Linked DNA regions of Homo sapiens: region 1 is linked to region 2. A link is an interaction called in ENCODE POLR2A ChIA-PET data of the cell type or tissue named here. Cell type or tissue: CD4-positive, alpha-beta T cell. All regions are shown on one strand.

The links. ChIA-PET counts read pairs that join two places held together with the same protein. Peaks named below come from ENCODE experiments on the same cell type or tissue, not always from the same donor. Only the 100,000 strongest peaks of a DNase experiment are listed, where the experiment ranks them.
Region 1: POLR2A ChIA-PET joins it to region 2 with 6 read pairs; 2 of 35 experiments call an interaction of 5 or more read pairs at or near these places.

Annotation. Positions count from the first base shown.
Region 1 is chr10:79,322,295-79,324,794 of GRCh38, reverse strand. No RefSeq gene overlaps it. Among named protein-coding and RNA genes, the nearest start is that of PPIF, 24 kb to the left of the region's middle. RefSeq lists cis regulatory regions at 1,132-1,632, 1,155-1,655, 1,175-1,675, 1,182-1,682, 1,136-2,048. In CD4-positive, alpha-beta T cell, no CTCF peak of the experiment used is centred here; a DNase peak (open chromatin) is centred at 1,414; H3K4me3 peaks cover 607 bases; H3K27ac peaks cover 1,190 bases.
Region 2 is chr10:80,186,487-80,188,986 of GRCh38, reverse strand. All of the region lies in intron 1 of ANXA11 (annexin A11), which reads left to right. Among named protein-coding and RNA genes, the nearest start is that of ANXA11, 18 kb to the left of the region's middle. RefSeq lists enhancers at 603-702, 2,343-2,500. In CD4-positive, alpha-beta T cell, no CTCF peak of the experiment used is centred here; DNase peaks (open chromatin) are centred at 886, 976, 1,336 and 2,146; H3K4me3 peaks cover 1,399 bases; H3K27ac peaks cover 2,258 bases.

The DNA.
Region 1 (2,500 bases), 860 kb after region 2:
GGTGCATCAAGTGCACCTTAGGCGTGGGTCAACCAAACAGTAAGGGGTTGCATTTGTCAGATGTTTCTCCAGAGGCTTAAGCAGTGCCCGGTAGAGACCCAAGTCAAATGTGGGTCTCTGTGAAAGGGGATTCACTGGCTCATGTAACTGAGGAAGACACAGGTGTGACTGGGATATGCTAGCACCAGGATGGAAAATGCTAGGGAAGGATTCTGATTGGTGCCTGCATCCGCAGACCAGTCACTGTGGACTGGCAGGCAGGGCTGTGTTGGCTCCCAGGGGATTATGTGGCAGAGACTGGCTGTGGTAGGTTGCAATTGTCTACCCTGCAATTTTCTTTCCGTTATTCACGGCAACTTGCAATGTGATGTTGTAGCTGTCCCTATCAAGAGGAGAAGTCTGTTTTCCCAGGCCTTGAATCTCGGCTCGTCTTGGGACTTGTTTTGACCAATGAAATGAGGCTGAAGTGATGCTGTACAATCCTGAGGCGACCATTTGAACAAGCCCAGGGAGCCTCACTCCAGTTAACTGCAAGCCAGCTACCAAATATGCGAGTGAGGCCATTCTAAACTAGCCTGCCTGCTGGCCTCAGACACGTGAGTGAGCCCAACTGAGATCATATGAGCCTGGCCCAGTCGACAGAACTTCTCACTCAACCCACAGTCTCAGAGGCAAAAATGAATGGTTGTTTTAGGCCATTAATAATAAATAGCTGTTTGTTCTGCCGCAAAACCTAACTGATACACTGTCTAAATGTTCATTTGAATCCATGGGAGCTGATAACAACTCTGCCTTCCAGTTCAAAATGACCAGGCCAGGGAATGGACACAGAACCCAGCTGGAACAAACAGAATCCTTCCCTAGGACTCTGTCTCCTGTCTAGGCACATAGCTGAAGTGCCTTTCCCTGGATCTTTGCCTTCTCTCTGAAGACCCTCCCTGCTACCTTTGTAGTTAGGTGTAGCTAACTGAAATTGTAGGTCAATCACAGTCATGAGATTGAACTCTAGCCAATAAATGTGGGCCTGGCCCATAAACTTACTCTCTATGGGATACTCCTTTGGTTTTCCTCATCTGCCAGCTGAATGCAGAAAATTTTAAGGAGAGCAGAGCTACCAGATGAGAAGGACCTGGGTTAGTGAATGACCACATAGACAGCGTCCAACCAGGGGCACCCACATTGGGCTGTGACATGGGCATTGTCTTGAGCCACTGATAGTTTGGTGTTTATTACAGCAGCATGGCCTGGCTCACATATCAGAGAGGGGCAGTAAGAGGCGCAGAGTGATGCTCAGAAGAAAGCGAGTACGGTTCCCTGAAGAAGGGAGGGGTGACGGGCAGGCAGGATGTTAAATGTTCACTCCAGAAGGAAGTTGTGAGCCACCTCGAGTGTCAGGCTACAAAACCAAACCACAGAGAGTCTGGGGAGCTGCCAAAGATGGGGCCTGCCGTCTCTGTGATGTTACCAGCAGCACTCTGGCTGGGCTGGTCTGTCTTGCCTCTCAGGGAAGACACTAGCTCCAGGGAAGACTACTAGGTGCCGGGTGGTGAGGGGAAGACACCGGGCCCTGGGTGACAAAGGGAAGACGCCAGGTCCTGGATAATAAGCAGTAGTAATAGGAAGAGAGGGTTCCCAAGACCACAAAGCTGAGACCCTGTTTCTGTTTGACATATATTTCCGTTGTTAACTGACATCCTTTTAGTTAAAAGCTAGAAAGCTTCTTTTGTTCTCATGACAAGGTTGACATAAGACTTAACTTTTGATATAAGCAAAGTCATAAAAAGAAAAAGGGAAATCATGCAGCCTGGAGGGGAGGGAAAAAGTCAAAGGCAAAGACTGAGCCTAGTAACAGAGATCCACTGAGAGCAGGGGAAGAGGCAGGTCAGGCCTTAGATCCAGCCGGGGCCACAATGGCACCTGCAATCTTTGTGCCTCAGGTCAGATTCTTGACTGGGGCAGGGGTAACATGATTGGTCACTGGCCAGCTAGTCCTTCGCGACACGTGTCCCTCCTGGTCTAATGGGCTGGGGTCAAGGGGGGTTTGGTCATGTGGGTCAAACATGTCTGCCCTTCTGCAGCGGCAGATGGCAGTTTCCAGGGAAGGAGGATAAGGGTGCACAGGCATTCCCAAAAGTCTAGAGTGGCATTCCAGGAGGAGGGGCAGACATTGGCAAAGATATGGGCATGAGAACAGGGTAGTGTGTTATGGTGGCCAAAGACAGCATGTTCAGGGCTGGGGATGGTGGCAGATGGGTCCGGTCTTGGGATCTGCAGACCATGGGTATTTCTGCTTTAGGCAGGGACTGGTCTCTCCAGCTAATCTAGAGGTATAGAACTTGGTGGTTAAGCTCCAGAGTCTCACGGGGCTGGGCTGCATTTCAGTCCCGCCACTTAAACCAGCATTTGGCCCTGGGTCAGAGGTCAGGGACTGGGGACCACTGAGGCAGATGCAGCTCACACCTGGACTTTATTTAGGCCATAGGTGTCTGTACACATTTTT
Region 2 (2,500 bases):
TGAAAAGCCCTCCCTCTACCCCTCCCCTTACCAGCATTTTCCTGAGGCCCCGGGACCCTAAGGGTTGGCTGGACACTCCCCTCACTGTGTGGGCTGGGCTGGTCCCCTGGCGGGAGCCTGACACCTGAGTTTAGTGTGTGCCCAGGATCTGTGACCCTTTTCTCCCTCTCGAAATGTCAGAGCCTGGCTTCTTTGGCCACTAGGCGTGTTGGTCACAGAGTGAAGATAACTGTGTCCTGCTTTACAAAGCGCGTTCCTGTTCTTTTTACTTTTAGTCCTCATAGTAATCCAAGGTAGGTGGGGTACATCAGGTCTTTGCAGATAGAATGGAGGTTCGGAGAGGTTAAGTTGCCCAGGGGGGTCACACAGCAAGCAGTTGCGTTAGGAACCAGACCTTGGCTCCAGGCTAATGCCTCCTAGGGACTAAGTTAAAATTAACTGAGCACCTGCTGTGTGCTAATACCTGTTGTAGTGCTATATATATATATATATATATATATATATATGTGAGAATACTACATTCTCACAGCTGTGTAATGAGATGGATGCATTTTTCCTCTTTTCACAGGTGAGGAGAAAGGCTCAGAGTGGTCAATCTATATATCCAGGGTCACACAGCTAACAAGAGGTAGAGCTAGAATGGAATCATTGTCACTGGACTCCAAACCCTGTGTACCATCCCAGTGGCCTAGCAGCAGTGTTAGAAGATGATATCAGAGCTGTGTGGGCTGCGGTAAAACTCATGCAGCAGAATTGAGAAGTCCCTTGTGACTGTCCTGTGATGTTTGGGGCCCTTGACGGGGGAGTGTGGGCCGTGAAAAGATGGGGGAGCTGGTTTAGAGTGTGTGAGAGAGAGTAATTGGGGGTGGTAGAAGCCTGCCAAGAATCTAGGGGTAGACATTGTGAAAGCCAATGTCAGTGAGGCTCAGGCCCAGTGTCTTGGAGCTGCAGAGCTTCCCTTTACCTCCCACTGCAAAATGAGGGAAGGGTTTAGAGAAGTTTCTGCTTCCTTCCGGCAGAGCTGCTGCAAGGGTTGTCTTGTAGATAGTAACTACCACAGGACTTGGGGTGTGGCACATCCCTGTGGGCCCAGGAGATCTGGGAGAAGCTGGGTTGGACTTTGCAGTAACTGGAGTGACCTGACAGCTAAGAGGGGTGGGATTGACAGGGAAGCCTCAGCCACCCTGGGACTTGTGCCCAATTGACATCAGCTCACTACCATTGTTTTGCTGGTCCCTCCTAGGCGGGCCCTGGCAGAAGCTCCCTCTGCTCAGGTGGTGTAACTGGCGGTGGCTTCCCCTTGCGGAAGTGGGTAAACAAAGACAGAGACCTGTGTCTCCTCCCCGCCCCTGCCACCTGCACTTATAAACACAACCCACTGTTTCCCTTTTTGGGAGTGTGTGAGAGAGAGAGAGAGTGTGTGTGTGTGTGTGTGTGTGTGCACGCGCGCACATGCGCGTGCATCCTTAGGTTCCGTCTAAATCCGTTCAAGCTGCTGTAATAAAATATCATAGACCGGGTGGCTTATAAACAACAGAAGTACATTGCTCACAGTTCTGGAGGCTGGAAGTTGAAGATGAAGGTGCCAGCAGACTCAGTGTCTGGTGAGGGCCCACTTTCTGGTTCACAAATAGGATAGCACCTTCTCCCTGTGTCCCCACATGGTGGAAAGGGTTGGGCCCTCTGGGATCTCTTTTATAAGGCCATGAATCCCATTCATGAGGACTCCAACCTCATAACCTTCCAGAGGCCCCGCCTCCAAATGTCATCACACTGGGAGTTGGGATTTCAATAAATGAATTTTGGGGAGACAGAAGTATTCAAACTATAGCAGGTCCTGGCCACACTTTGGAGTCAGGACTTGGGTGGGGGGCTTTTTCTGTCACTGCCACTGTGTCTGTTGCAAGAACCTCAGCGTCCTCCAGGACCTGAGTGCCCATCACGTGCTGGCCTGCGAGGCAGCCAGATATTAGCACTGTGTCTCTGTCACTTTCTTCCTCTGCTGCCCACTTTCCACTCCTCAGAAATTCTGAATTGGACTCAGCATTTGACTGAGCATTGGCTCTTATGTGAGCCTGTTTGGTGTGGGCAGGCCTCAGAGGTGACTCTGCCCACAAAGAGGAGTGGCCTGGCTTCCAGGGAAGCCTGCCATGGAGGAGCGTGACGGAGAGATCTGCGTGTGACGCTGTGTGCTCTCGGTCTGCGTTGTATGGAAAGTGAGTTCCTCCTCACTTGCCCCCATCCCCCTTCTCAGCACCTGGTCTGGAGAGGCAGGCAGGAGGAGAGAAGATGGCCCCATCCATGCCACACCTCAGTGAAAATTCTGAGGACAGGCTCTGGTGCCCGCAGGGTTGGAGCTTCATGCAGGCTGAGGCCCTGCCTCTGCGGGTCCCTCTCCCAGGCAGGTTTACTCTCCGAGGGTCTTTCATATCTCCCTGCCCGGTGGCCTCCCTCCACCATCAGTCTTGCCTTCGCTGTCCCCTCTACTCTTGGAGTGGAG